Linked DNA regions of Homo sapiens: region 2 is linked to region 1. Evidence: read pairs that join two places in POLR2A ChIA-PET (ENCODE). Cell type or tissue: PC-9. All regions are shown on one strand. Each heading gives the region's core, and the rest is flanking DNA. Links, peaks and the distances in the headings are about the cores only. Region 1 holds the start of LACTBL1 (lactamase beta like 1). Region 2 has its middle 30 kb from the start of MDS2.

The links. ChIA-PET counts read pairs that join two places held together with the same protein. Peaks named below come from ENCODE experiments on the same cell type or tissue, not always from the same donor. Only the 100,000 strongest peaks of a DNase experiment are listed, where the experiment ranks them.
Region 2: POLR2A ChIA-PET joins it to region 1 with 7 read pairs; 1 of 35 experiments calls an interaction of 5 or more read pairs at or near these places.

Annotation. Positions count from the first base shown.
Region 1 is chr1:22,963,559-22,979,415 of GRCh38, forward strand. It overlaps LACTBL1 (lactamase beta like 1), which reads right to left and starts at 9,308. Exons shown (of 8, transcript NM_001289974.2): 1 at 9,214-9,308; 2 at 8,747-8,873; 3 at 1,732-1,867. The coding sequence starts at 8,758. RefSeq lists an enhancer at 874-1,374. In PC-9, for the core only: no CTCF peak of the experiment used is centred there; a DNase peak (open chromatin) is centred at 8,323; H3K27ac peaks cover 1,272 bases.
Region 2 is chr1:23,589,284-23,605,140 of GRCh38, forward strand. No RefSeq gene overlaps it. Among named protein-coding and RNA genes, the nearest start is that of MDS2, 30 kb to the right of the region's middle. RefSeq lists enhancers at 7,506-8,303, 9,102-9,899, 9,900-10,697, 10,698-11,495, 11,861-11,920 and 5 more. In PC-9, for the core only: no CTCF peak of the experiment used is centred there; DNase peaks (open chromatin) are centred at 9,218 and 11,208; H3K27ac peaks cover 1,559 bases.

The DNA.
Region 1 (15,857 bases), core at 5,835-10,834:
CTGTCGTCCTGATTATGTGTTTGGGTGGACTTCGAGCCCCACTTAGGACCCAGGCCTAAACCACAGCGACAACTCATTCTCTCACCAGAGCTGAGCATCAGGGCTTTGGGGGCCTGAGTCTGTTCTGCCTTTGTCCGGGTGTGTGGCTTCCTCGGCACCTCAGGCGAGAAGGTGAAGTGCTGGCAGGACAGGATTCAGGCTGTGATATCATCACAGCAGCACCCAAGCCTCTTCCTCTAAGGCTGGAGTGGGGTGTGAAGGGGGATGAGCATCCTCCAGGACTATTAATACATCCTCCTCGTCTTCCACTGTGCCCTGAGACTCCACCCCAAAACTGAGACAAGGTCCCTGCGGTAGGTTTCATATGACCATAAATTCTTGAGACAGAGTCTCACCCTGTTGCCCAGGCTGGAGTACAATGGTGCGATCTCAGCTCACTGCGATCTCAGCTCACTTCAACCTCTGCCTCCCGGGTTCAAGCGATTCTCCTGCCTCAGCCTCCCGAGTAGCTGGGACTACAGGCGTCCACCACCACGCCCGGCTCATTTTTGTATTTTTAGTAAAGCCAAGGTTTCACTATGTTGGTCAGGCTAGTCTTGAACTCCTGACCTCAGGTGATCCACCTGCCTCGGCCTCCCAAAGTGCTGAGATTACAGGCATGAGCCACCGTGCTCAGCCATAAGACCATAAATTCTGTCAGCTCCTTCCACCTTCGAAGCTGGCTGGCTTTGTGACTTGCTTTGGCCAAAAGAATGAGGCGGAACAAATTGCGACCTTTCTAGGCTAAACCTTAAGGGGCTTACTCCCTGCGAACACTGCCACCTTGTGGACAGGTCTGGGATAGCGGTCTTGAGAGCAGGAGTCCACGCTGAGGGAGACACCGCCCCCCTCAACCCGACCCCCAAGCCGACTTGCCCAGTGCACCAGAGAGAGCCCAAGCTAGACCAGCAGCAGAGCTGCCAGCCAGCCCACAGAATCATGGGAAATAATCACTTGCTTTGTCTGAAGCCAGTAGGCTTTGGGGTGGTTTGTTACTTAACAATAGATAACTGACGCAGACCCAAACAGGAAAATTACAAACCTTAGGGAGGATTTCTCAACAACCCCATGACATGGGTTTCACAGAATAGGGTGGTCCCAGCTAGAGCCTAGGCTTTGCTCAGCCTGGGACCCAGGTAGGGGCTAGTGTCCACAGTGGTGCTCCTCCTGCTTTAATTGGCAAACAAAGGGCCTGGTAGTTATCACTGTCAGTGGTGGCTCCTTTATTGGGCCTTGACCCGTTCAGGAAGGAGAGGCTCCAAGGCTTGGCAGCTGCTGCCCCTGAACACCTGTGAGTTGTTCCTATTGAGGTCTTAGATACAGCTGCAGGAAGGTCTTGAAAGGGGGCTGGAGCCTGGAGATTCCATCATGGTGGCCAAAGGCAGAGGAAGGGAAACACCGTTTGCTCTTCCTTTGGTGTCCTTGAATTTTACCCCCAAACTGGGTGTCTTGAAGAAACCCCAGTGGCATCAGGATCCTCATTTTATACACGAGGACATCGAGGCACAGAGAGGCAACAAGACTGTCCCAAAGATGCACAGCTAGTGAGAGCTGGACTCAGAATGGAGTCCAGAGCTTCTGAGTCTAAATCTTATGGTCCTCCCCTACACACTAGAATCAGGGGTGGCAGCTCAAAGCCCAGGAGGACCCAGGGGGCTATGGGGAGGAACTCAAGGCTGTCTCTGCACTCACCGGTCTTCAGCTTGGGGAGGTGATACTGCCACAGGAAGCAGCCAGTCATGACCACTGAGAGCAGGCAGAAGAAGCTGCAGATGGCCGGGAGGAGCCACTTCTTCTTCACTTTCAGCAAGTTGGGCCACCAGCCATCCTGGGAGAGCAAGGACATAAGGTACAGTCCCCTTGGGGGTCAGTCAGAGGGAAGAGAGGGACCCTAACCCTGGCCCCTCCTAGGCCTCAAGTTAGCCAGACATCACAAGAGCCCACAGCTTTGGATAAATTTCACAGTTGTGAAACCAATGCCCTTCCCAGTGTGACTCTTTCAATAGTTCTGCCCTCCAAGAGCACCCACCCCTTTGCTTGCTGTACCTTGTTCCCCTATGGACTTAGTGAAATATCGTAAGACCAGCTGAAATGCCACCTCCTCCAGGAAGCTTTCCTCAACTCTCCTGTATTAGTCTGTTCTCACGCTGCTAATAAAGGCATACCCAAGACTGAGTAATTTATAAAGGAAAGAGGTTTAGTTGACTCACAGTTCAACATGGTTGGGGAGGCCTCAGAAAACTTGCAAGTATGGCACATATTTCATTCTTCTACTTATATAAAATGTCTAGATAGACAACCCATAGAGACAGAAAGTACATTACAGGTTGCCAGGGGATGGGGGTAGCAAGGAATGAAGAGTCACTGCTAATGGCTATGAGTTTTTGTGGGGGTGATGAAAATGTTCTAAAATTGATTATGGTGCTAATGGCACAATCTTGTAAATATGCTATAACCACTGAATTGTACACTTAACAATGGTGAATTTTATGTCATATGAATTATATCTCAATACAATTCCTTGAAAATAATAGTACCTACTTGTATTCAGTTGCAAGGATTAAATGAGTTAATAAATTAGAACAGTAGCTGGCACACGGTAACACTACATATGTGTTAGCTATTATTGATTGCCTCCTATGTGCTAGGCACTGAGCCAGATATTGAGGATATACTGATGAACAGAAAGGGACTCTTTCCTGCCTTTTGGAGGTTTACAGTTTTACGAGGAGATGGGTGTTAACCAAATACATTGCATTAACTCCTCCTTGCCTACCTCCCTTTCTCAAAGGCACATCTTCCACTTCTGTCCTACAAACGTGGTATTTCTCCCCCTTCCCTCCTCTGTCCTCAGTACACACGCAATCCCTCAGTGGTGAGTTACCAAATGAGAAATGAAAGGAGACATCACTACAGATCTTACAGAGAAATATTATGAACAACTTTGTACCAATCCATTTGACAGTTTAAATGTGGACAAATTCCCTGAAAGACACAATCCCCAGGTGATCTCATGCACAAGGACACCAGCCACATGCTCATGGTTTCCGATTCTCTTCTGCCCAGCTCTCTCCCCTCTACTTCAGACTCCCATTTCAACTGCCTTCCGAGCATTTCCACCTGGAAGTCCTCAAGCACCTGGAACTCAACATCCAAAACAGAAAACTCACTTGTTTCACCCCCTCCTCCTTCTCTCTTATTTTCAACATCACCTCATGGCACCTGCCTCCACTTAGTCATGCTTCAGGGTCTGCCTGGGCCCCTCTATCTCCTTCAATCCCTACCTCCAGCCAGTCATCAAGCCCTCCTGGCCTGTTACAATTAGAAAATATTTCAAGCTTACTGAAAAAAATACACTGGGCCCAGTGGCTCACTCCTATTATCCTAGCACTTTGGGAGGCCAAGATGGGAGGATCACTTGAGCCCAGGAGTTTGAGGCCAGCCTGGGCAACATAGTAAGACCCTTTCTCTACAAAAAAATTAAACATTGGCTGGGTGAAGTGGCTCACACCTGTAATCCTAGCACTTTGAGAGGCCAAGGCGGGTGGATCACTTGAGCCCAGGAGTTCAAAACCAGCCTGGGCAACATGGCAAATCTTCGCCTCTACAAAAAATACAAAAATTAGCCAGGTATAGTGGTGTGTGCCTGTAATCCCAGCTACTCAAGAGGCTGAGGTGGGAAAATCACTTGAGCCTGGGAGGTGGAGGTTGCTGTGAGCCAAGATCACACCACTGCACTCCAGCCTAGATGACAGAGTGAGACCCTGTCTCAAAATAAATAAATATAAAAATAAAAATTAGCCAGGTGTGGTGGTATATACCTGTGGTCCCAGCTACTCGGGAGTCTGAGGTGGGAGGATTGCTTGAACCTGGGAGGTCGTCGAGGCTGCAGTGAGCCATGATTGCACCACTACATGCCAGCCTGGATGACAGAGCAAGACCCTGTTTCTCTCTCTCTCTCCATATATATACACACACACACACACACATACATAGATATACACACACATATACACATATATATAATGGTTCCATACATATATATATAGAGAGAGAGAGAGAGAGACAGACAGACAGACTTATAATGTAATGAATCCTTGGGCACTCAACACTCGACTTTGTTGAATCTCAACATTTTATCATATTTTCTCATATATTTACATTTTTCAAATATGCTATGTCCTTGCTTATTTACTTTGTCTGTTCAGTTTCCCCATCCCATAAGGATTGTTGTTTGTTTTGTTTACTGAGGTATTCCCAGTACCCAAAGCAGTTCCTGGAACATAGCAGACCCTAATAAATATTTGTTAAATGCCTGACTGGATGAAAATAAAACATCCTAGGTGGAGTTGAAGTCCTCTGTGTACCTTTCATGGATCTCAGTCCCTTCCTGCTCTCCCCAAATGTAACACCCATGCTTGATCTTGGTGTTTATCATAATTATGCACGTGTTTATTCTTTTACTATGTGTTTATGTTTCCATAAACAGCATGTAGTATTGTTTTTTTTGAACGTAAATAAATGATTTCATACTGTATAATCCTCCTGCAACTTGCTTTTTATTCAGTTAGCTAACTACAATTCTGGGTTATTCATTTTGACTTCTGTGGAGTGTGTTGTTGTATAAACATACTGGGTAGTGTAGTAGTTAGAGCCCGGGGCCAGACTACCTTAAAAACGTGACTATTTCACAGTCCAGTTGGGAATCCTGTGCTAGAAGTGAAATTTCTGGGTAGCAAGGTACAGCCATCTTCAACTTAGCCACATACTATTCTGTTCCTCTCTAAAGTTGTCATTCCAATTTATGCTCGTCCCACCTTTGATTCTCATTGCTATTAATATTTCTAATCTGCATCTTCTTGGTGACTAATAATGTTGAATACCTTTTCATGTATTTATTGTATGTATTTGGGTTTGATTTTCTGCAGTTGGACTGTTCTCCCTTGCCTGGTCTTTTTCTATTCTCTTTTCTTTACTTATTAGAGTTCTTCATATACTCTTGTTTGTGGCTTGATTTTCACTCTGTGTTGATAACTTTTGTGGAGAGACAGAATAGTGTAGTGGTGAATCCATGGCCAGATTGCCTGATTTGCAATCTTAGCTCAGCCACTTACCACTGCGTGACCTTAAGAAAATCACTTAACCTCCCTGTGCTTCTGTTTCCTCACCTGTAAAATGGGGACGATAATAGTGCCTAACTCATAAATTTGTAAGGATTAGATGAGTTGATGTATAAAAATAACATTGTCTGACACATTGTAAGCCCTGTTAGCTATTACGGTATTTGGGGATTGTTTTGAGACAGTCTCACTCTGTCACCCAGGCTGGAGCGCAGTGATGTGATCAGTTTTTGCATTTTTTGTAGAGACAGGGTCTCACTATGTTGCTCAGGCTGGTCTCAAACTCCTGGGCTCAAGCAATCCTCCCACCTTGACTTCTGAAAGTGCTGGGATTACAGGCATGAATCACTGTGCCTGGCCAACTATTACAGTATTTTTGAATAGGAGGGCTTTTGGTTTTGATTTTGGTTGTTGCCAAATTTATCAGTATTGTCTTTTTGGTTTGCATTGTGTATATGGTGCGTGTGTGTGCTTAAGAAATCTTTCTTTTCACAGAGGTCAGAAATAGAGGTTTTTGTACTTTTACACACAAAAGAATTTTTGGTTATAGAATAAAGTAGGGATCCAATTTTATTTTTCCATTTGGATAATCAATAGTCCAGCACTATTTATTAAATACACCAACCTGTCCCCCACTGACTCATATGCCAACTCTGAAGTATATCAACAGTCTGTACATACTGACATCTGCCTTCTGGGCTCTGTTCCAGGAGAGTCTTGCTGAGTTTATGTTCCATCCCTCCCTGTCCAACCCTGCACTCTCTTCCACAACAAAGATCTCTCACATGTTGAGCACAGTGTGCCAGACGCTGTTCTACAGGAAACAATCTGGCAAGAGAGACTTTCTATGATCCGACTCCAGCGAACTCCGCCAGCCCATTCCCTGCCCCTCCCCTGCCCCCTGTGTCTTTATGCCCCCACCTCCCGCATCATTGCCCCTCTCTGTACTTTTGCACCTGCCATTCCTTGGGGCTGTGGTTTCCTTTTATCCTTTTCCATCAGAAAAACTGTGTTCTTCCCTTAACACCCATAGGCATCTGTGAAGCCTTCTCATTCTTCCCCAGGCAGAGCCGCTCATGGTAACTGGCTACTACTGGCTTCTTTGTCTGGGTCCCTACAAGGTAAGGATTCTCTCCAGCACCAGCAGAGAATTCCCTCCTGGCTCTTATGCCTTGGACACCTAGTACCCCACCTGGCACTAGCAGGTTCTCAGGAAATTCTTTTGAACTTTACATGGTTCTGCAAGTTGAAAGACTTGGGTTCAAATCTTAACTCCACTCCTGAGTCAGTTGTAACTCTGGACAAGTCTCTTCCCCTCTCTGAGCCTCTACTTCTCCAGGTGTTGAAGAGGGTTGGCTACTTGTAAAGAGTTTACTTTTACATCTGGAAATCTTGTGTGATTTCAAAAGTGTCTTTCAGCTGTAGAATCTAGGGTTCTCACTGAAATCATCTTTGGTCATAATATTCAAAGACTGGAAACAACCCAAATGCTCCTCAATTGGTGAGTAAATAGACAAACTATAGTACGTCTGTACAAGGGAATACTACTCAGCAATGTAAAGGAACGAGCTACTGATACATGCAATAATGTGGATGAACCTCAAAGCATGATGCTAAGTGAAATAAGCCAGACTAAATGGTTACAGACTATAGAATACAACTCATAGAACATTCTGGAAAAAGCAAAATGATAGGAACAGAAAACAACTCAATGGTTGTCTGGAGGTAGGGATGAGGTAGACTACAAAAGAGCAGAAGGGACTTTGGGGAGGTCATGGAACTGTGCTATATGTTTATCGTGGTGGTGGTTATGGGATTTTATACATTTGTTGAAAGTCATAGAACTCTGGGAGGCCGAGGCAGGAGGATCACTTGAGTCCAGGAGTTCAAGACCAGGCTGGGCAACATAGCAAGACTCTGCCTGTACAAAAAAATAGAAAAAAATTGCCAGGCATGCTGGCATGCACCTGTAGTCCCAGCTACTTGGAAGGCTGAGGTGTGAGGATTGCTTGAGCCCAGGAATTAGAGGCCGTAGTGAGCTATGATCATGCCACTGCACTCCAGCCTGGGCAACAGCGCAAGACCCTGTCTCAAAAAAAAAAAAAAAAAACAACTCTTAGAACTGCACAGATTTTATTTCATGTAAATGATACCTCAATTGTTATAAAATAAAGCAATTAAAGATCCCAAAAGCATTGGGATTCTCTACCTGTTGGAGGAGTAACCCCAGATACAAAGGAGTGAATGGAAGGCTCTCAGATATTGCCACTGGATCATATGGAAGATACTCCCCTCCTGGCATGAACACAGAGCTGCAGGGGCAGTGAGGACCCCTTGGTGGGAAGGCAGCCTGCTATCCCCTAACTGGCACCTAAGGTGTAACCAGCAGATCCTTAGCTTATTTTTAGGTGAAGAATAAAATTCAGAGGCATTAATTGACTTGCTGAGTCCATGGGCAGTGAATGGCAGAGCTGAGATTCAAGCTCTGTAAGATGCACCACCCCCCTCCTCCTCAAAATGCAGCTGGGATCTCTACACCCCCAATTTGTAGCCCTCCTCTGGGGCCTAGCCTCATCTCGTCTGTCTCCAATCTCAGGATTTATTCCAGCAGACCCGAAGATGGGTCAGTATTTAATCTCTAAGCTGCTTGCCAGCTGCTCACAGTTTGACTTGCAGTAGCCACTAGAAATCTCTTTCCTTTCCCTTCCCAGCTGGAAATTGCTGGCAGTAGGGGAGGGCCCAGGAAGAACCAGGCTCTCCCAAACCCCACCTATAACACGGCTCCACCACCCCCCAACCCCTGCTCCTTCTCAGGTGTTCTGTGCCCCAATCACCCTCACCTCCTTCCTCATGCTCACGGCCCACTCTGGGACAACTACTCTTTGTCCAGTTATTCATTCAGAAAACAATCCCCGAGGGCTTGCTGTGCTCTGGGCCACATCTGCCCCCAAGGAGCCAGAAGGACAGTGGCATAATCAGACACAAGGGCCTGGGGCCAGGGAAGTAGGACTTGACTCTGGCTCTGCCGTTACTAGTTCTGGACAAATGACCTCACCCTTTTGAGTCTCAGATTTCTCATCTGCATAATGCAGATAACAATTGTTCCTACATCTTATAGGGTTTAGTTGAGAATAAATAAGATAGTGCATGCAAAGCCCATAGAGAGCTGTTCACCAGTTGGTAGCTAGAGGTGTAATAAAGGGCTTCAGGGCTCACAGATACAGATGAGCTCAGCCTAGGGGGAGGGAGGAGGAGGAGAGAGTCATTGAACAGGTAGTTAGGAATGAGCTTGGGTCACTCCAGGCAGAGGCCTCTGGGGATGTAAAAAGGAAGAGGAGTTAGTTTCTGGTTTGTTTTGATAATTCAGTGAGTTTATGTAAAACATTTGAAACTGTTCCTGGCCTGCAGGTGCAAGCTCTAGAGATGATGATGATGATGATGATGATGATGATGATGATGATGATGATGATGATGAAGGTAACGTGGGGGGGATTTAGCCCAATATTTGAAGCCAGAAGGACGGTGGCATGGTCAGACATGTGTCAGAAGCTGACACATGGTGACAGCTTCTTGAGGCTGTGCCTCACCTGGGTCTTCATTCTCTCCAAGGCATGGAAGATTCTGGCTCTTTGAGGATTCAGGTCTACACCACAGGAGATCCCGTAAGCAGGAAACTGAGTCAGAGGAGTGAAGGCAAAAAGAGGTCCTGAGGGGCTGGAAAAAGAGGAGGGGGACAGAGAAAAGCTAGAAAACAAGGAGGGTAGACGAGGATGCGGGGGATCAAAGCAGCCCTCCTCTTCCCATGGCTCCCCCTCCCAGGTGAGAGAAACAGCAAGCTCAGAAACCCCTGCCAGGTGACCCGGCATCCCAGTTTGTCCAGGACTGTCTTGATTTTAGCACTGAAAGTCCTGCATTCCCAGAAACCCCTCAGTCCTAGGCAAATGGGACCATTGGTTACCCTGTGTGCCCCGCATTGAATTCCAGCTCCTCTTCCCCACCCCCAGCCTGCAGAGAACAATCTGGTCAGGCCCTCAGGCTCTTGGCCACAACTTACCCTCTCCAGAAGGTACCAGCAAGAACAGGGCAGTTAGGGCCCCAGTTTGGCTGACAGTGCCTCTGGGAGTCCCCTGTGTTCCAGAGGACAGGAATGGCTTCCTGGGCTCTGAGGCACAGGCTTTACCAAGCTCTCCAGGGGCTGGCAGATGTGGCGCCTAATTTCCCCGGTGCTAATCCCTCAGAGTGCCTGCTGCCATGGGGATTAGCTTCTGGGGTCCCCAAGCAGCGGGGAAGCGGGGGAGATCTGTCAGGGAGCATTGGGTAACATCATGTGACCCGAGTGCTCCAGGCTGGTGAAGAAAGGAACACTCTCTCCAAAAGGAGTGTCTGCCAAACCCAGTGTGGAAAAGGGATGTCAGGAGGCCACCAGGGTCATTTCCAGCTGGGAAGGGAAAGGAGAGAGATTTCCAGGCTTGGTCTGACCCCACACAAGCTCCTCAGGCACCTCTGAGGAAACTGGAGCACAAAGGAACCCAGTTTAAGGACCACTGGGGTCAGCCTAGTTGTGAAATATTCAGGTAACCTGGGTCCAAATCTTAGTCTGTCACTGCCAGTGTGAGCCTGTGTGACCAGGGATCATAACCTCTTTGCCTCACATCTATAAAATGGGGACAATAATACTAGCTTGGTTAGCGTGCAAGTTAAATGGAATGCGCTCTTGAAGCAGGCAGCCCAGAACCCGGCACCTAGTAAGTGCTCCATAAATTTTGGCTTCTTGTCATGGACTTGGCTTTTTTTTTTTTAAAGACAAGAACAGCTGAGCATGGTGGCTTATGCCTGTAATCCCAGCACTTTGGGAGGCCAAGGCAGGAGGATGGCTTGAACCTAGGCGTTCGACATCAGCCTGGGCTGAGACCTCGTCTCTACAAAAAATTTAAAAATGGCCAAGTGTGGTGGTGTTGCCCTGTAGTCCCAGCTACTCTGGAGGTTGAAGCTGAAGCATTGTTTGAGCCTGGGAGGTGAAGGCTGCAGTGAGCCGAGATAAGATTATGCCAGTGTGCTCCATCCTGGATGACAGAGTGAGACTCTGTCTAAAAAAAAAAAAAAAAAAAAAAGACAAAGTTGTGCTCTGTCACCTAGGCTGGAGTGCAGCGGTGCAATCAAAACTCACTGCAGCCTCCAACTCCTGGGCTCAAGCGACCCTCCTGCCTCAGCCTCCTGAGTATCTGAGACTACAAGCATGCACTACTATGCCCAGCTAATTATTATTTTTTAATTGCTTTTGGTACAGATGGGGGTCTCCCTTTTTTGCCCAGGCTAGTCTTAAACTCTTGGCCTCAAGTGATCCTCCCATCTCTGCCTCCCAAAGTGCTGGGATTATAAGTGTAAACCAAAAATAAAATTCTAAGGCCCCCAACCGTCTGAATGGACTTCCTCCTCAGCCAGCACATTCTTAAAATTTAACCTGAAAGACCGAAAGACTGGTTTAGGCCTTGACGGGGAGTAGGGGTCAAACGTGCCTCATCATACTTCTCCAGCATAACATCACATAACAAATAAGGAAAGAAATCAAAATAGTTTAACCCCAAATATATTTCCTTGTTATATCTTGAAATTGCCCTGCAAAGTTTGACTCTTGTGGGAAAAATCTACATTCTGTAGAGAATCCTCCTTTTCCTCTTCCATTTGCAGACCCAGGAGATAATCAACAGTCAGGAACCCTTTTAAGTCCCATAAGAAAACATTTTATAACCTATTCTCTCTGAAGCCTGCTAGCTATAAACTTCTTCTGCACAATAAAACTTTGGCCTCCCCAGTCTTTTATCTTAACCCAAACATTTCCTTTCTATTGATCTCAGGTCCTCAAACTCAACCAATTGTCAACTAGAACATTTTAAAATTTACCTATAGCCTGGAAGCCCCCATATCGAGTTGTCCCACCTTTCTAAACCAAACCAATGTACATCTTAAATGTATTTGACTGATGTCTCATGCCTCCCTAAAATGTATAAAATCAGCCAGGCGCGGTGGCTCACGTCTGTAATCCTAGCACTTTGGGAGGCCGAGGCGGGCAGATTGCCTGAGCTCAGGAGTTCAAGATCAGCCAGAGCAACATAACAAAACCCTGTCTCTACTGAAAATACAAAACATTACCCAGGCGTGGTAGTGTGCACCTGTAATCCCAGCTACTTGGGAGGCTAAGGCAGGAGAATCACTTGAACCTGGGAAGCGGAGGTTGCAGCGAGCTGAGATCATGCCAGTGCTGTCCAGCCTGGGCAACAGAGCAAGACTGTCTCAAAAACAAGACAAAACAAAAAAAAAGCTGCACCCCAACCACCTTGGGCACATAATCTCAGGACCTCCTGAGGGCTGTGTCATGGGCCATGGTCACTCATATTTACCTAATATTTCTCTTCAAGTATTTTATAGAGTTTGACTCTTTTTGTCGACATAGGTGTGAGCCACCACTCCCAGCCATGACCTGGCTTTTATGTCAAACTTCTACCTGGCCCCTATGGCAGATATCAGATCTCTCTCTGTGAACATTCTAGAAGATTTTCTATTGATTTTAGTTGATACAAAAGATAAAACATATATTCCTTCTCAACATTAGATGAGGTTGCACATTGGGGTTACTTGGAGAGCTCTTAAAAACCACTGGTGTCTGGGTCCCACTGCAGAGATCCCCAGAGGCGCAGCTTGGATGCCGCAGCCTTTGAAGACTCCTTGGTGATTCGACTGTGTGGCCAAGGTTGAGAATCAGTGCCCCAGATCAGTGTGTGTCCCACTTACTTGTGGGTAGGAGCATCCTAGCGATTGTGTTACATGGTAGGTTCTGAGCCAGTGAGTCGGGGTGGTATCTGAGAGCCTACATTTCTAACAAGCTCCTAGGTGATGCTGAGGCTGGTGTAAAGACCACACTTTGAGGAGCGAGGCTCCTCTGCAACTCACGGATCACACCAGCCTCCACCTCATTATTTCAACGGAGCCTTGAATTGCTATCTCCTTCTACTAATGCTCAGGATTGGGGATGGATGGAGGCAAGCCTTCTAGATCTTCTTCTGTAGCCCCCATAGCCAAAAATCTGAGTGATTTTGTCCAAACTTCACATTGTATGGCTGGCAAAAGAGGCTCACAGAGGGGAAATGACTCACCAAGGTCACATAGCAAGTTTACTGACAACAATTGATCTGGGACCCAGGTCTTTTTCATTGCACTTGGCTGTTTGGTTAATCTTCTCTGTGGCTCAGAACTGGCAGCCCGCTTCTTGGACACAGACTGCCTGTTGACAATGTACCACATACGGTCTTTAGAGCCCCCTGTGCTATGTCCTCTGGTCTCCACAATCCCAGGAGGCAGCTTCTATTCTGTCTCCATTTTACATCCGAGGAAACTGATGCTCCGGAAAGGGAGGTCCCCAAGAAATGGCAGAACTGGGTTTGGACCCAGGAGTCCTGTCGTTCCCCAGACACTGACAAGACTCCTCGGTTGCTGTGAGGATTAAATGGAATGTGCTCATGAAGCAAGCAGCCCAGAGAGAGCCTGGCACCTACTAAGGGCTCCATGAAGTTCGGCTTCCTACAATGACTCGGGTTTTTTTGTTTGTTTGTTTGTTTGTTTGTTTTTGAGACAAGGTCTCACTAACACTACCTAACACTAATCAGTCTATGGGCAAAGACTGTGTCTTATTCAGGTCTATGTCCCCAGACCTAGCACTCCTGGGTTCTGCAGTCCTTGCCCCCAGGACACCACCCCCTCCCTGAGAACCACTCCCTTGCTCCTAGCCCAGTTCTGAAGGCAGCCATTTTTCACTGCAGAGACCAGCCCTGCCCCTCCCGAATTTAACTAGACGGGAACCCACAGCGTGTCATACAGCACAGTGGCCCCAGGATGGCAGTAGATGCCCATGTGTAAGATCTCTGGCCCAGCCTGAGCCTCCTTTAAAGGGTAATTTACTTGCATGTGTCTCTTCCTCCAGGCCCTTGTCCAGGGGCTTTCCATCCATGAACCAAGATATTCCCCACAATATCCCCATAGGGAGGAATTATTCACCATCATTTACACACGAAAGATCATGTTCATCCTTTGCCCTTCATGGCCGCTTCCTACTCTTTGGGGAAAAACCAAAAACCTTACATGCGTAGTTTAAACCTATCCAGTAGATGTCCCTATGGGTCAGGCTGCAAGAGTTCAAATTCCAGCTTCCCCACTTATTACCGGTGTGACTTTGGTTGGATTTCTTGGCTTCTCTTGGACCTCAATGTGCTCATCCATAAAATGGGGTAATGAAGTAGAACCCACCTCCTTGCAGGGAGGAGTGAGGATTGCATGAAATAATACACCTAAAATGTACAATCCAGTAGCTGGCACGCAGCAAGTGCTCAGCAAATGTTAGTCACTCTTATTACCATGAGTCTCATTGGCCTCTCCTCCTGGGAGAAACTAATTGTCCTCACCCTCTGCATCAGGACCTTTAAGAAAGAAGAATGTGGGCCGGGCATGATGGCTCATGCCTATAATCCCAGCACTTTGGGAGGCCAAGGCAGGCGGATCACTGGAGGTCAGGAGTTTGAGACCAGCCTGGCCAATATGGCGAAACCCCATCTCTACTAAAAATACAAAAATTAGCCAGGCGTGGTGGTGGGCACCTGTAGTCCCAGCTACTTGGGAGGCTAAGGCTGGAAAATCGCGAACCCAGAAGGCAGAGGTTGCAGTGAACCGAGATCACGTCATTGCCCTCCAGGCTGGGTGACAGCAAGACTCTGTTGAAAGAAAGAAAGAGAGAAAGAGAGAGAAAAAAAAAAAAAGGAAGGAAGGAAGGAAGGAAAGAAGGAAGGAAGCAAGGAAGGAAGGAAGGAAGGAAGAAGAATGTGGGCCAGGCACAGTGGCTCAAGCCTGTAATCCCAGCACTTTGGGAGCCAGAGGTGGGCAGATCTCTTGAGGTCAGGAGTTCGAGACCAGCCTGGCCAACATGGCAAAACCCCATCTCTACTAAAAATACAAAAATTAGCCTGGCATGGTGGCGGGTGCCTGTAGTCCCAGCTACTTGGGAGGCTGAGGCACAAGAATCCCTTGAACTCGAGAGGCAGAAGTTGCAGCAAGCCGAGATCACACCACTTCACTCCATCCTGGGTGACAGAGCAAGAGAAATAAAGAGAGAAAGAGGGAAGGAGAGAAAGAAAAGAAAGAAAGAAGGAAAGAAGGAAGGAAGGAAGGAAAGAAAAAGAGAAAGAAAGATGAAAGAAAGAAAGAAAGAAAGAAAGAAAGAAAGAAAGAAAGAAAGAAAGAAAGGAAGGAAGAAAGAAAAAGAAAGAGAAAGGAAGGAAGAAAGAGGTTGAAAAGATATCAAATCAAAGGCAAATTAAACTTTAAAAAGGGCCAGATGTGGTAGCTCATGCCTGTAATCCCAGCACTTTGGGAGGCCGAGGTGGGTGGGATCATGAGGTCAGGAGATGGAGACCATCCTGGCTAACACAGTGAAACCTCATCTCTACTAAAAATATAAAAAATTAGCCAGGTGTAGTGGCATGCGCCTGTAGTCCCAGCTACTCAGGAGGCTGAGGCAGGAGAATCTCTTGAACCCAGGAGGCAGAGGTTGCAGCGAGCCAAGATTGCGCCACTGCACTCCAGCCTGGGCAACAGAGACATACTCCATCTCAAAAAAAAAAAAAAAACTTTACAAAGGAAAATGTTCCTCCTAAAGGATATATGAAGATACTTAGCATTTTCAGCAGTCAGGCTTTGATTGATTCATTGATTCATCCATTCACTCACTTACCCACTGAGTCATGCAACAGACATTTACTGAACATCTGCCATTCCCTGGGTCTTACACTTGGGTGTGGGGCAAAGCAGATATAGTAACAGATATTCATTGTCAGTGCATTTTTATTGAGCACCTACTCAGCGCTAGGCACTGTTCTTGGTGCTTCAGATATATCAGTGAACAACACAAAGGTCCCTGACCTGGTAGAGCCCATCTTCTAGCAGGGGCAACAGGATAAATAAGTTAAATGCTGCATTACAAAGTGATACATGACCAGGCACAGTGGCTCACGCCTGTAATCTCAATACTTTGAGAGGCTGAAGCAGGTGGATCACTTGAGGCCATGAGCTCCAGACCAGCCTAGGCAACACAGGGGAGACTCTGTCTCTATACAACATTTTTTTAAAAAAACAAAATTGGCCGGGTGCAGTGGCTTACGCCTGTAATCCCAGCACTTTAGGAGGCCAAGGCAGGCAGATCGTGAGGTCAGGAGATCAAGACCATCCTGGCTAACACGGTGAAACCCCATCTCTACTAAAAAAAAAATACAAAAAAATTAGCTGGGCATGGTGGCGGGCGCCTGTAGTCCCAGCTACTCGGGAGGCTGAGGCAGGAGAATGGCGTGAACCCGGGAGGCAGAGCTTGCAGTGAGCCGAGATCACACCGCTGCACTCCAGCCTGGGTGACAGAGCGAGACTCTGTCTCAAAAAACAAAAACAAAAAAAACAAAACAAACAAAAAAAAGAAACAACAAAATTAGCCAGGCGTGGTGGCGCATGCCTGTAGTCCCAGCTACTCAAGGAAGCTAATGAGTGAGGATCACTTGAGCCTAGGAGGTCAAGGCTTCAGTGAACCATGAGCACGCCACTGCAATCCAGCCAGGGTAGCAGAAGAAAACCTGTTTCCAAAAATAAAAATAAATTAAAAATAAAATA
Region 2 (15,857 bases), core at 6,928-11,927, 630 kb after region 1:
TATGAAAGGCATGTTCACAGGCAAGTTGTTTACCATCTCTAGGAATTAGCTAGCCTGGGAGAGGCCATCTCTCCAGGATTAGCAAGGCCCCAGATGTCAAAGCATTGTAAAATACAGAAAATAAAAAACATGATTCATACATTCAGGGAATGATTGGAAAACGACATTATGTTCATACTTTGGAATACTATGAGGTAGGTAAAAATAGTAAGGTAGGTCTACTTACTTACACAGATGACCTCCAAGACATTAAGGCTTTTTGTTGTTTGTTTGTTTGTTTGTTTCTGAGAGGGGGTCTTGCTCTGTTACACAGGCTGGAGTGCAGCAGTGCAATCACAGCTCACTGCAGGCTTGACTGCCCAGGCTCAAGCAATCCTCCTGCTTCAGCTACCACGCCTGGCTAATTTTCTTTTTTTGTAGAGACAAGATCTCGCTATTTGGCCAGGCTGATCTCAAACTCCTGGGCTCGAGTGATCTGCCTGTCTCGGCCTCTCAAAGTGCTGGGATTATAGGCGTGAGCCACTGTGCCTGGCCAAGACATTAAGTAGAAAAAAGAAGTTGTGGAACAATACTTACCCATATGATTCCATTTACAAGTGGAAAAAATGAACAAATAAACCTTAAATTTCTATGTATTTCTGTATATGTGTGCAATGCCCCAAAGAATGTGTAAGTGGATAGACACCAAACTAGCATCAATGGTTATTCTTGGAAAGCGGGAGAGTGGAATTGGAAAAGGATCAGAAGGAGGTCTTTTACTACATCTGTATGTTTGAAGTTTTTACAATAAATACATGTTCATGTATTATCTGTGTAATTTAATATAAAGTAAGTAAATCCTCCCTTTTCCTCTAGATAATGTTAAACCCATTTGATGAACACTGTGATGGGGAAGTACAGGGGCTGACTGGTGTGTAAGCAGAGAGGCAGGGTCCCTTACCCTGATTAGGCAACCAGGGAGGACTTCCTGAAGGAGGTGAGTCCTGGGTTATGTTTTGAAGGATGGATTAAAATTAGCCAGATGAAGAAGTAGAGAAAGAGTATTCTAGATAAAGGGGACGGTGTGTCTGGAGAAGTGATGGAGCAGCTATATTTAGGAGTATAAGATTGTGAGAAAGAGGAGGGCCAGGGATGAAGTGGGAGATGTGAATGGAAGCAGATCTTGAGGAGCCTCATAAGCCCAGCTGAGAGGTTCCAATTTCACCCAGAAGGCAATGGGGAGGCCTCAGAAGGGCTTTAAGGTTTGCCATGAGTGGGCCAGGATGGAGAAGCAGGGAGGAGGAGGCGGGGCTGTGAATGAACAGACTGGAGTGACGCTAAGATCAGCTGCCATCAACCTCACCCTCCCACACTCCAGCCACATGGCTTGCTTTCTGAGCTCTAACTCACTGACCCTAAACTTTCAGGTGCATCAGAACCGCCTGGAGGGTTTGTTAAAAACTCAGCTTGCTGGGTCTCACCCTCAGAGTTTTAGCAAGTCTAGGGTGTATCCCAAAAGTGGACATTTCTAGCAAGGTCCCAGTGATGCTGATGCTGCTGGCTGGGGGACCCTACTATGAGAACCACTGCTCTAACATACCTTTCCCTTCCCACCTCAATGCCTTTGTTTGTTTGTTTTGTTTTGTTTGTTTTTGAGATGGAGTTTCACTCTTGTCGCCCAGGCTGGAGTGCAGTGGGGAGGTCTCACCTCACTGCAACCTCCGCCTCCCGGGTTCAAGCAATTCTCCTGCCTCAGCCTCCTGAGTAGCTGGGATTACAGGCATGTGCCACCACACCCGGCTAAGTTTTGTATTTTTAGTAGAGATGGGGTTTCACCACGTTGGCCAGGCTGGTCTCGAACTCCTGACTTCAGGTGATCCGCCCGTCTCGGCCTCCCAAAGTGCTGGGATTACAGGCGTGAGCCACTGCGCCCGGCCAACCTCAACGCCTTTGCACTTGCCTTTCCTTCGCCTTGAAATGTCTTCCCCACATCTTTGTCACCTCCTTAGGAAGCCTTCTTTGACCACTCACTCAATTAGCCACTTGGTCACTATCTTCTTGTCCTGTTTTACTTTCTTTAGGGCACTGGCCACCCCTAGAGATGATCTTGGTACAGTACCGGTTGGCTTGTTTGTTGTCTGTTTGCCTCTATTAAAATGTAAGCTCTAAGAAGGCAGGGATCTATCCCTGCGCACCTAGGGCCGTGTCCGGCCCTCAGCAGATGCTCAGGAGTCTGTGAAGCTAACAGCTGCTAGGGTGGGTTTCTGCAGCCTGGAAGAGCCTGACAGGGCTGCGGCTTTCTGATGGTGGAGGGCTGGTGATGGGCACCAGGAGGGACAGATGTTTGGATATTGAACTGAGCTGTTGACACAGGTTAGAAAAACTCGTCCTCTTTTGGGGGAAGGGCAGGGTGGGGTGAGAAAGAGTTTAAAATAGGTGACCTTTTCAAGCAGATGCGGGAGGAAGGAAGAGCCCGCTGACATCACAGCTGAGAGGCCCAGAGCTCGGTTGTGGCCCAGGGGCCAGCGCTACCAGGGCAGGCCCCCAGCCTGAGTCACTCCCACCTGTAAGTCAGGCGACCAGGCCAAGCCTGGGGGTGGGGGCACTGTTCTGAGAGGCATAGGGCGGGCAGAGAGAGGTGGCAGCTGCTGCCCACCCGGGACCTCCTCCTTTCGTCCCTCAGGCCTCCTCCAGCCATTCACTGTCCTCGGCATTATGGAGGCCTGGGCAAGGCACAGGTCCTCGGTTTCCCCATCTGGAAAGGGGAGTGGAGGGGGAGGAAGGATTTGGGCTCAAAGGTCTCAGAGGATCAAATCCAGGCATCTCTGTTTGTCATAGATGACCTCACCCCAGCTATTGATCTCCACTCCCTTGCACCCACATCTGCCTTGTGTTCCTGTCTCTGGGCCCCCATTCAAGCTCTTCATCCTCCTCTTCCCCCGTTCCCCAATATACTAGTACCTCCTCTCCTAAGCAAACACTTTCCACCCTCCAGGCTTGGGGAGGCTGGGTGCAGGAGAGGAAGGAACATGGGCTTTGGAGCCTGACAGCTGGTTCCAGATCCGGCCTTGTCCCTGACACCTTTCGTCTATTGTCACCCTTTTGACCTCAGTTTTCCTTTCTGTAGAGTGGGTATATCTACCTTCTACATTGTGGTAAAGATTTTTTTTAAAAGCCTGTTGTGAAAGTTTGTTTCCTTTGCCTTTTTTTTTTTTCTAGTTTGTTACTGCTGCTCTGAAGCTTTTCAGCATTTCTTGAAATAATGAATTCCAGTAACACTGATAGCTCTTGGCCGGCCCACCATGAAGCCCTTGATCCCAGCCTGGCTGAGAATAGACTGTTTCACACATCACTAACTCTGCCCCAGCCTCTGGCTCAGAGCTAGTAGCAGGACATGAAGGTTTACTGAACACCAAACAGATGGTGAGTGCCCTGCTAAGAACTTCACATACATCTGCCCCCTCCATCCTCCTCACTGTGAGGAAGTGTCATCGTCCCCACCAGAAAAACAAGGACTGGGAGGTGTCCTGACTTGCCCAGGCAGAGACTGGTGAGTGATGAGGCTGGAAAAGTGACAGGGCCCAGTTCTTGAAGGGCTCTGAATATATTTTATCTTTTTAATCATTTTATTATTTTTATAGAGATGGGGGCCTCACTATGTTATCTAGGCTGGTATCCAACTCCTGGCCTCAAGTGATGCTCCCACCTCAGTCTCCCAGAGTGCTGAAATTACAGGCATGAGCCACCATGCCCAGCTGAATACACTACCTTAAGGGCAGTGGAGAGGTTTTAGACAGGGAGGCAACATGATCAGACTTGGGCTGAAGGCTGGGTGGGGTTGAGATAGGTAGGGAGGAAAGAGAAGGGTAATAGTTTGATTTCTGCTTCCCAGAGTTGTAAGAAGGGTGAGCTTGCCTTGTCAAAGAGGGAAGGTGATTGGGCAGGGCAGATGGGAACACAGCTAACACCTGTGAACTGGAATGAGCCATGTGAGCTGGGATTGGGTGAGAAGCTTGGGATGGGCGCACGTTGCCTAATACATGGCCTTAGGCAAGTTATTTGGCTTCTCTGAATCTCAAGTTTCTCATCTGTAAAATGGGCTTAATCACAGTATAACTTCCTGAGGAGCCGTGAGACTTCAGCAAGATAATTAAGACATGCAAAGCACTTACTTGGACCAGGGCCTGGCATAGAACAAGTGCTCAAGAACCACCAAGCACTGTGAAAAGCGAGACATCATCGTGATTTTTATTGTAATCCTCATGGCTCTTGGGATAGCCTTTCCAGTCGGCTGGGGGCTTCAACTCCCAGGAGCATTCCCAAGCCCAGCAGTTTCAGGTGGGCTCTGTTAGCTGATGTTTCCCTGCTTCCTGGCAGGGAGGGTGGGAATGGCAGCCAAGAGTGCAGGTGTCACGTCCCCTCCCTCCCCATCTATTTCCAGCGTAGCTGCCTGAGGCCACTGCCAGGTGTGGGTGGTGAGTCAGAGCCAGGCTGAGAGGACAAGGCAGCCCCGGGGGCCTGAAGCTGTCTCAGCCTCCCTCCCTCGGCCTTTCCCATGGGCATTTTGAAGGGGGAAGGCTGGGCCAGTGCCCAAGGGTCCTCCATCAGTGTCACATAGAGGACACAGGGTAGAGACCCAAGGTCCCCCAATCTACCTCTTTGCTGGCTGGAGGTGGGGGCAGAGGCCATGTTCTATTCATCTCTACCTCCAAGAATATCTAAGACAGGGCTTGGCACATAATAGGGATGCAAGAAATGCACGTTGACTGAATGAAGCAATGTTTGTTCAGGACTTTAGAGGAGCAGGATTTGTTCATGAGAACAGACTATGAGCTCTGCAGACAGACAGACAGACAGAGAGATAGACAGGGTTTATATGACCCCGGATAGGGGAATTTGCCTCTCTGAGCCTCAGTTTGCTCATCAGTGAAATGGGGATAACAATGTGTACTTTATATTAAGGACTGTTGTGAGGTGTAAGTGGGGCAACCTCAGGAAACTGTCTACTGTGCCTGAGACTATATCTATAATAACATTGATCACATTTTGTTGCAAGTATGTATTGCCATATTTGCCCCTCTCTGGATGGTGAGCTCCCCTTGGGTCAGGACAATAGTAAGTAGAGGCTTCTGAGACAGGAAGGTATGAACTTGAATCCTGGACCTATTTTTACTTTACTGTGTGACCTTGGACAAATCACACACCCTCTCTGAGCCTCAGTTTATTTATGAAACAGAAATGGTGACTGTAGAGGCCGTGGTGAGGATTAAAAGAGGCATGTTGTGCAAAGCACCCAGTCCAGTATCTGGTACCTGAAGGCAACTATATCATGGAATAGGAACAGGCTTCAAATGGATCAACAAGGACCAGCCCTCATGGCTGGGTGAATGGAAAGATCTTGGGCTGGCAGTGAAGAGACGTGGGCTCTGGAACTGACTTTGAAGCCAACTGGCTGAGAGTCCTGGGACAAGTCCTTCAGCTTCTCTGGGCTGAGCCTCACATCTGTAAAATGAAGGGCTTGGATCCCGTGGCCCAAGGGTCCTTCTGGCTCAGCATACTCTGGCTGAGGCAGGTAACCTTGGCCAGACCCTGTGAGCTGACTCCTCAGTAAGAAGCAGAACATGGAAGATCCTGGTGTGTCCCAGATGTGTCTTGAGTCCATGAAGGTAGTCAGTCAAGTACACCCTGGCCCTGGCCCCAGCAAGCCACAGGGATGAGCCTGGGGCCTCTGCAGGCAAAGAAGATGTGCCCAATGCACACAGCTAATGAGCAAGCAGGCAGGTGAACCATGCATGGCTGGCCCCAAGATCAAGGCTCGCCACACTGCTTCCCGTAGGCTGCCCTCCCCCAACCCTGCCCTTATGCACCTCTCATCCTGGTCTGTCCTCAGGGCACGCTGTGAAGCAGGCCTTGTTCCTCATTTTATTAATGCAGAAACAGGCCCAGCAGCGCTCAACTGCAAAGTCAAGGAGACAAAACTTGAACTTGGGGCCTCCTGCTCCCAGGCCTTTCCTGCTACACTTAGGGCCTTTCGCAGGGAACTTTCGTTTTCTTTTTTTTTTTGAGATGGAGTCTCGCTCTGTCACCCAGGCTGGAGTGCAGTGGCGAGATCTCGGCTCACTGCAAGCTCCGCCTCCCGGGTTCACACCATTCTCCTGCCTCAGCCTCCCGAATAGCTGGGACTACAGGCGCCCGCCACTGCGCCTGGCTAATTTTTTGTATTTTTAGCAGAGACAGGGTTTCACCATGTTAGCCAGGATGGTCTCGATCTCCTGACCTCGTGTTCCACCCGCCTCGGCCTCCCAAAGTGCTGGGATTACAAGCGTGAGCCACCGCGCCTGGCCGGAACTTTCTTTACCTGAATGTCACTGCCCCCTGCTCTGACCCTCTCACCCACCCAATGTCCTCTCCTTGTCCTCAGCTCGTCTTCCTCCAGGCCATCATCCCCCTGGCTCTGACTGCATTTCCTAAAGTGACTCTGACAATCTTGTTCTCACCTAATGGCATTCATTCATTCATTCATTCATTCTCTCAACAAGTATTTGTTGAATGGTTTCTATGGTGCCTGGCTCTGTTCCAAGCCACCAGGAACACAAAAAGATGAACAAAACAAAGTCCCTATCGTCATTTTACAAAACAAAATAAAAATCTCTTGTCTTTATAAATTACCCAGTCCCTGGTATTCCTTTATAGCAGTACAAGAATGTACTAACAGGGGCTGGGCCTAGTGGCTCATGCCTGTAAACCCAGCACTTTGGGAGGCCGAGTGGGAGGATCATTTAAGGCCAGGAGTTCAAGGCCAGCCTGGGCAACATAGCGAGACCCTCTCTCTACAAAAAAAAAAAAAAAAAAAAGTTAGGTGGGCATGGTGGCACATGCCTGTAGTCCCAGATACTCAGGAGGCTGAGGAGGGAGGATTGCTTGAGCCCAGGAGTTTGAGGCTGCAGTGAGCTATGATCACACCACTGCACTCCAGCCTGGGTGACAGGGAGACCCTATCCCAAAAAAAAAAAAAAAAAAAAAATTGGAATAACACATGTGGCACAAACTGACAAAGCCTCAGACTGTGTCGCCTTCACCATGGGAAGTTCAGTGCCAAGCACAGGGTCTAGTGTATAATAGGTGCTTAATATGAGTTTCCTGGGTGAATGAGTAGCCTTTGACCTTCTCTGTTGACTGGGTCCCACACTGTTGGGACAGCACAAACAACTTTACTTAAAGGTAGTTTCTGGGTACCAGTGCAACCCAGGCTGGCGACAGCAGGCGTAGAAGCAGGGCTAAGCTGGCTTCTTAGTCATGGCCAACACTTTCCTCCATTTTGGATTCTGTCTGTCCAGCCCCCAAGCTTAGCCTTTCCCAGACTGAATCTCTCTGCCTTCTAAGACACTGGAATGCTTCTTCCCCCACCCCATGACAGCTCTCACACTTGGCAAAGCCCAGTCACTGAAGTAGTTATGTCAGGTAGGCTGGGCCTTTTACTTAGTTCCTTCGAGTCTCTGAGCCTTTGGCTATTGCTAGCACAGTGGTGGGCCCATAATAGGTGCCCAGTAAGTATTTGTTAAATGAATGAACAAACGAATGATGAATGAATGAGAGAGTGAATCAGGACTCAGTGAATCTGCAGCTCTACTGAGCTCTCTGCTGGTAAAGCTCTGGATTGATGTGTGTGTGTGTGACCTTGGCACTTCTGGGCCCTGGTTTACCTTGGAAATGAATAGGTTTGATGGAACTGTCAGAGGCATTTGAACCAGGAACTCCATCTTGAATAGGGGCTGGGTAAAATAAGGCTGAGATCTACGGAGCTGCCTTCCCAGGAGGTTAAGGCATTCTTAGTCACAGGATGAGATACGACGTTGGCAGAAGATACAGGTCATAAAGACCTCGCTGATAAAACAAGTTGTAGTAAAGAAGCCGGCCAAAACCCACCAAAACCAAGATGGCGATGAGAGTGACCTCTGGTCATCCTCAGTGCTACACTCCCACCAGCACCATGACAATTTAAACACAAATGCCATGGCAATGTCAGGAAGTTACCCTATATGGTCTAAAAAAGGGAGGAATCCTCAGTTCCAGGAATTGCCCACCCCTTTCCCAGAAAACTCATGAATAATCCATCCCTTGTTTAGCATATAATCAAGAAATAACCATAAAAATGGGCAACCAGCAGCCCTCAGGGATGCTCTACGTATGGAGTAGCCACTCTTTAATTCCTTTACTTTCTTAATAAACTTGCTTTCACTTTACTGTATGGATTCACCTCAAATTCTTTCTTGTGCAAGATCCAGGAACCCTCTCTTGGCATCTGGATTGGGACCCCTTTCTGGTAACAGAACTAGCCCCATCCACCCGTGTCCATAGTGGCATGCTGGACAGACAGGGAACATTGCCATGCTTGGCCTCCCCACCATGTACACACCCAGATTTTGATGAAACTCAAAAATTGTTGTGTGGAAAGCAAAGCCCTAAAATGATTTGCAACCATCACAATTGTTGACCCAGGAAATAGCAGCTCACTGTGGGTTGGGGCTTACAATCCTCAGTGCAAGAGCAAGACTTCCTTTTGTTCTCCTCAAGGAAGCAGATGGCAGAGCCTAGGGTGTGAATGACATTATTACAGGGATTCAAGTGTTCGTCTCTTTATCTAGTTAACGACTATTTATGGAGCATTTTCTAAGTCCTTGGCCCTGGGGATGCAACAATGAGCAAGAAGCCCTTTTGGAGCTTACATTCTGGTGGGAGAGACAGGAAGTTCAAAAATAAAGATACATATTAAATGAGAGGATCTCTGATAATAAGTGTCATGAAGGAAATCACCCAGTGCTGGGTTAGAGGGGGAAAGGGAAAGTGGGTTACCTTAGCAGGTTCCCAGAGCTTCACTGAAGAGTTTTATTTGAGCTGCAACTAGAGGATGAGAAGGAGCTGACCTTGCAAAAAGCAGAGGAAAGAGCACGGCAGGCGGAAGGAACAGCATATGCAAAAAGCTGTGAGGGGGAAAAGGGATGGTTGGGAATCCTTTTTATTTTTCTAAACAAGCAAATCAATATGAAACTATAATTATTTAGTTATTAGTAGTGCCAGATTAATTTTTTCATTCAGCAAAACAAGCCCCTACTGTGTAGCCAGCCCTGGTTTAGGCCCTGGGGACAAACAATGATGAATGAAAGCGACATTCTTGTCGCACAGGTCCTGGGCCTGGCACCCCATGGAGATGAGCTGGTCTGATGTTTGCAAAGGGCTCCCCAGCTTGGATCCTTGGGGAATCCAAATAAACCCTGCGGGTTCTGGCATCCCAGGCCTCCCTCCAGCCGGCTGGCGGCTCCAGGCCTCCATAGGCAGGCGGTTTCTCTGTTTCCTGCCTTTCCCTCCCCCACCCACCTGGGCACAGAGGGTCTTTCATCCATTGTTACTGCTTCCTGCCCATCCATCTCCAGCTGCTGGTCTGAACCCTGCAGATTTACACTGACAAGCGGATGCTTTTACCAGGACCCTCGAGGGGGATAGGGAGGGGAGTGGTGTGGAGTGTTAGGGGGAGGGGGGGAAGGAGGACCAGAGCTCTGTGACAAGGAAGAGTTTCCTGCTCTGAAGAGGTGTTAGACCCTGAGGGCTGAGAGGACGGGAAGCAGGCCTCTGTCCCCAAAGCCTCCCTGACCACGCTGGGGGAGGGGGTGATTTATGACCCCTGACCTGGCAGGGCCTCCAGTCCCCTTGGACTGGGTTTGGGTTCAGCTACATCTTCCCTGGCTAAGGGATGCACTGGGCTTGGAGTCAGGAGACCTGGGTTTCCGTACCCTTTCCACCAACTATCAGCTGAGTGACTTAGGAAAGTTTCTTAGCCTCTCTGGGCCTCAGTTTCCTCACTGGACAGGGGGGTCTGATAACCCATGCCTAGCAGAGGTTATTGTGAAAATGAATATGATCATGTAGGATAGATGGTTGCAAAATACCATAAAATGAAGAGCATTTTCTCCCCTGGAGCTCTTTCTCCTTCTATCCAAAGAAGAAGGTTATAAGCTGGCTTCTGTTAAGGCAGACTTGATTTAGCACCTACTGTGTGCCAGCTGCTGTTTGGGGTATTGAGGATAAGGAGACACAAGTTCTTGCTCTTAAATGAGACAGACAAACGAACAGACATGCAGCATGCAATTGACTGCAGCATTTGGACACAGTGGCCAAAAATGTGGCTCTGGAGCCAGGCTGCCTGGGTTCATTTCCCAGCTCTGCCACTTGCTGGTTGTGTGGTCTTAGGCAAATTATTTAACCTTTCTGCACCTCAGTTTCCAAAGTCTGTACAGTGGAGGCAATAATTGCCCACTGCATAAGATTGTTGTGAGGACGAAATTATTTAATACTTGTAAAGCATTTAGTTTATGCCTGTCATACAGAAAGTGCTCAATAAATAAAGTTATTATAGGTGCTGATGAAGTCAACATGGAGTGGGGAGGGCATGGCCAGCCAGTACTATAGATGAGGAAGACTTTATGAGGAGCTGAGTCTTAAATGATAGGTGTGAATGAATCAGCAACAGGAAGGACGCGGTGGCTCACGCCTCTAATCCCAGCACTTTGGGAGGCCGAGGCACGTCGACCACCTGAGGTCAGGAGTTCGAGACCAGCCTGGCCAACATGGTGAAATCCCATCTCTACTAAAAATACAAAAATTAGCCGGGCGTGGTGGCACCTGCCTGTGGTCCCAGCTACTCGGGAGGTTGAGGCAGGAGAATCGCTTGAACCCGGGAGGCGGTGGTTGCAGTGAGCCGAGATCACGCCATTACACTCCAGCCTGGGGTGACAGAGCGAGACTCCTCTCAAAAAAAAAAAAAAAAATGCCAGGCACGGTGGCCTACACCTGTAATCCCAGCACTTTGGGAGGCCAAGGTGGGCAAATCACTTGAGGTCAGGAGAGTGCCTGTAGTCCCAGCTCCTTGGAAGGCTAAGGTGAGAGGATCACTTGAGCCCAGGAGGCGGAGGTTGCAGTGAGCCGAGATGGTGCCACGGCACTCCAGCCTGGGTGATGGAGCAAGACTCTGTCTCAAAAACAAACAAACAAACAACAACAGAAGAAACATCACCATGTCTGTGAGCTGATTCATTCAGCTGGTGGTCTAGCTTCCGGCTTCATTCATCCACCAACTCTTCCGTGAGCATCTACATAGTGCAAGGCACGTTCCTCTCTGCTGGGGCTATAAAACAAAGCAGAGTTGGTCCCTGGCCCTGGAGCTCACCATTCATACGGGGAGGAAATGAGGAAATAACCTGTTTCATCAAATGACCAGAGACTGCTACGGCCTCTGGAGCTGCCCCCAGGCAGATTCTCGGTGGTTTGCAGACTTCTCAAATGAACATGCCCCAAACCAGATTCCCACACCCAACCCTCCTGCTTGCAGGTTCCCCTGATTAGGAAATGGCACCAACACCCTGCAGGCGCTCAGGCCAGAAACCTGTGTGTCCCCTCCAGTACCCTCCACACTAACCCACCACTCATCCCATCCATCTGCAGCTCCTGTGACTTTTGTTTCAAGGACATGTTTGTAATCCATCTTCTGTTCTCTCTGTTTTCCCATCTTAGTCCAGGCTGCCATCACTCCTGCCTGGATGCCACGTCGGTTGCCTAACTTGCCTTCTTGCGGCCTTTGCCTCTAATCCTTATCCCACACAGCAGTCAAGAACAGGCTTCTTCAAGCCAGGCACAGTGGCTCACGCCTGTAATCCCAGCACTTTGGGAGGCCGAGGCGGGCAGATCACCTGAGGTCAGTAGTTCGAGACCAGCCTGGCCAACATGGTGAAACCCTGTCTCTACTAAAAATACAAAAATTAGCTGGGCGTGGTGGCGGGCGCCTGTAATCCTAGTTACTCCGGAGGCTGAGGCAGGCGAATTGCCTAAGCCCTGGAGGCGGAGGTTTGCAGTGAACAGAGTTGGAGCTACTGCACTCCAGCCCAGGCGACAGAGCAAGACTCCATCTCAAAAAAAAAAAAAAAAAAAGAACAGGCTTCTTCAAAGGCAAACCACATCCCCCAGTTTCACTGCTGAAAACCTTGCTTCAGTAGCTTCCCACCGCTCTGGAATCAAACCAGAAGCCTATGCACATCCTTAAAGCCAGCACACATCTGGCCTTGCCCTCTTCCAGCCTCCTCCTGCACGTCTACACCCTTTTCCCCATGTGCGCTGGCTTTTTAGTTTCTTGAGCCACCAAACTCACTCTCCTGGAGATGCTCTTCCGCTCTTTCTTTGCTGGGCTGGCTTCTTCTCACCCTTCCGGTCTCAGCTTATATCTTCCCTCCTTCCAGAGGCTTCCCTGCCCATCCCAGCTAAAGTAAATCTCCCCTGTCAGTTTTTTGTGCTTTTTTTTTTTGTTTGAGACAGAGTTTCACAATCTCGGCTCACTGCAACCTCCACCTCCCCGGTTCAAGCGATTCTTCTGCCTCAGCCTTCCTATTAGCTGGGATTACAGGCATGCACCACCATGCCTGGCTAATTTTTGTATTTTCAGTAGAGACAATGTTTTGCCATGTTGGTCAGGCTGGTCTTGAACTCCTGACCTCTCATGATCCACCTGCCTCAGTCTTTCAAAGTGCTGGGATTACAGGCATCAGCCACCACACCTGGCTCCCTGTCAGTCTTTCTCAGCACTGTTTCCTTCATAGCACTTTGTAATTATTTTATTTGTTGACTTTTATGTCTGTCTACCCCCTCTAGAGATCAGGAGCGCCTAAATGCAGCATCCAGGCCTGTCTTGTTCCTTAGGGTTCCTACAGCCGACAGCCTACTAGCCTCCAGCCTCCAGCCTCCAGTGCCTGCCAGAACTGGCCCTCTGTTCATGTTGCCAAATACTGAGACTCGATGGGTCCAGACCACTCTGTTCAGTCACCCGCAGTGACTCCCAGCTCCCCTTTTGCTCACCCAGAATCACGCTCTCTCCTCTCCCCAGCCTCAGTGGAATAACTTGTGGGTTATCTTGTCATTTATCAATCTCTAATAAAAGCCAGATTATATTTAGAACAGGTGAAAGCAACGATCTAACATCTCTGAGAGGATTTTCCACTCCCATCTGCCTTTCTACTACAATTTGGTTTCCTGTGGTGGTTGCAGAGACTGCCGAGCCAGCCAGCTTTGTTATTCTGGGGTGCAGAAAAGAGCCTCAAAAGAAAGCCAAGCCCCTCTTCTTCCACCCTGCACAGAGAAAGAAATGAGGTGTCTAGTGCATGCGCCTGGTGTACAGTGGGAAGCCTGGGATGAGGCCTTGTGCTCATTTGCTGTGTGACCTTTCCCTCTCTGAGCCTCAGTTACCCACCTGTAAAAGGAAGGGGTTGGAGCATTAATTACTAAAGGCCTGTGACAGCTAAGATTTGGATGGCACCATGAGCCAACGGTTCTTTTACACTCCTGGGCATCGGTTATATGGCAGTCCCAGTTCTTTCTATGAAATGAAATGTAGTTGATGCCTTTTTTAGTGTATGTGCAGATGCATGCAAATTAACACAAAATAAGAACCCCAGAGGCTCTCGTTCACAGGACCAAGGTCTGGCCAGACCTGGGATGAAAGAAGAAATGTAGTTCATGTTTCCAACACTGCTTGGTGTCTTTCCCAACATCCCACTCTACAGAGAGGAAACTGAGGAGGGAAAGTGACTTGCCTGAGGCCATGCAGCAAGACACTGACAAAGTACAATTAGCAGCCAGGTCTCCTTTCTAGCACTTTCCTTACCTCATCTTCCTGCCGTTTAGCCATAGGCCTGGGGATAGGAACCTAGCTCTAAGGAAAGTTTGTCCTCTAGTTGACACAAAGTGAACTTGGATAAGCTTCCTAAAGTTCAAACAAAATACTTTTTTTTTTGACAGTATCACTATGTTTCCAAGCCAGAGTGCAGTGGCGTGATCATTGCTCACTACAGCCTCCATTTCCCCGGCTCAAGCAATCCTCCCACCTCAGCCTCCTGAGTAGCTGGGACTATAGGTGCGTGCCACCACACTCAGCTATGTTTAAAAAATGTTTGTAGAGATGAGGTCTCACTATGTTCCCCAGGCTGGTCTCAAACTCCTGGGCTTAAGCAATCTTCCCAGAGTGCTAGGGTTACAGGCGTGAGCCACCACACCCAGCCCCCAAATACTCTGTCTTTGGAGCAGGGAGAGGTGAGTTATTTTGGTTATGTGATTGGGGGGATGAATCAGAATGGAGTTGCGGAGAGACCATTCCATGTAGGGGGACCAGCATATGCTAAGATGTAGACGCAGAAAAAAAGCACAGCCAAGCTCAGAAGTTGTTTATAAAGACAACTTCAAGACGTGCCGGCCAGGCATGGTGGCTCATACCTGTAATCCCAGTACTTTGGGAGGCTGAAGCGGGTGGATCACCTGAGGTCAGGAGTTTGAGACCAGCCTGGACAACATGGCGAAACCCCATCTCTATTAAAAATACAAAAATTAGCTGGGTGTGGTGGCACATGCCTATAATTCCAGCTACTCAGGAGGCTGAGGCAGGAGAATCACTTGAACCTGGGAGGCGGAGGTTGCAGTGAGCCAAGACCACATCACTGCACTCCAGCCTGGGTGACAGAATGAGACTTGGTCTCAAAAAAAAAAAAAAAAAAAGACATGCCTCCCCACTGTGTCCCCTTCTAATCAGAATGCACCCCTCACCCACCACCAACGGAGTCTCTTTTAATTAGAAATTCCAGAAACTCCATTACCTGTAAGATAGAGCACATGTAGAGAAATCATGAAAAACAAGCCTGGGGACCAAATTGTAAAGCCTGAAATGGCAAGCTTAGGAATACGGACTTTATTCTGAAAGCAATAGGGAGCCATCGAAAGTTTTATGGCAGTGAGAGAAGTGATCAGATTCATATTTAGGGTGACCTGATTGCCTGCTGGTAGCAAGGAAATCAGTCTGAAGACTGAGGCAATAGTTCCAGAGGTAAAGGCAAAGGCCTGAACCGGGTCTACATGGCAGGGATGGAGATGGGCATTTGTCTGAATGGAGCAGACTGAGCCTGTTTGGATGGGGAAGCGAGGGAGAGGACTGAGAACTGTGGGTTCGCTTAATCCAGTGAGCAAGGGTGCTGAGGTCCCTCTGTCCTTTTCACTACTGGCTATTTCCCCAAGCTAGTGCCCATGCAGAAGGTGAGGCTGGGGGTCAGTGGAGCAACTGCCTGCCGGCTATACAGGACAGAGGGCAGCTTGACTTTGTTCCCTGGAGATGTTTATTCTATTCTTTGGGCTTATTAAGGAAAGACCTCAGGGCCTTAGGGGACCACAAGTCAAGTATTTCTCAAACCTTCATTTAGTACCCACTAGGGTAAAGTTCTAGTGTAGTGGACAGATATATTGAGGCTATATTTTCTGAACATCAAACTGGGACACATGAACTGCATAGAAGTTTTTCAGATTTGACATTTGTTTATATGAAAAGTCCTTTAATGACATTTTATGGGTTGAATTGTGTCCCCCCAAAATATATGTTGAGGTCCTAACCCGTAGTACCTCAGAATGTGACCTTACTTGGAAATAAGGTCGTGGCAGGTATAATTAGTTCAGATGAGGTCATACTGAAGCAGGATGGGCCCTTCATCCCATATGACTGGTGTCATTATACGAAGAGGAGAGAGACACACAGGGAGAATGCCACAAGATGACGGAGGCTGAAACTGGAGGGGTGTTTGTCGAAAACCAGGGAATGCCAAGAACTGACGGCCACCACCAGAAGCTAGGAAGGGGCAAGGAAGGACTCTACTCAGATTCTTAGGGATAGCACAGCCCTGAAGACGTCTGGATTTCAATCTCAGGTCTTTGGAACTGGGAGAGAAAACGTTTTTGTTGGTTTAGGCCTCCCAGCTTGTGGTACTTTGTTATAGCAGCCTAGGAAACTAATAGCATCTAAATCA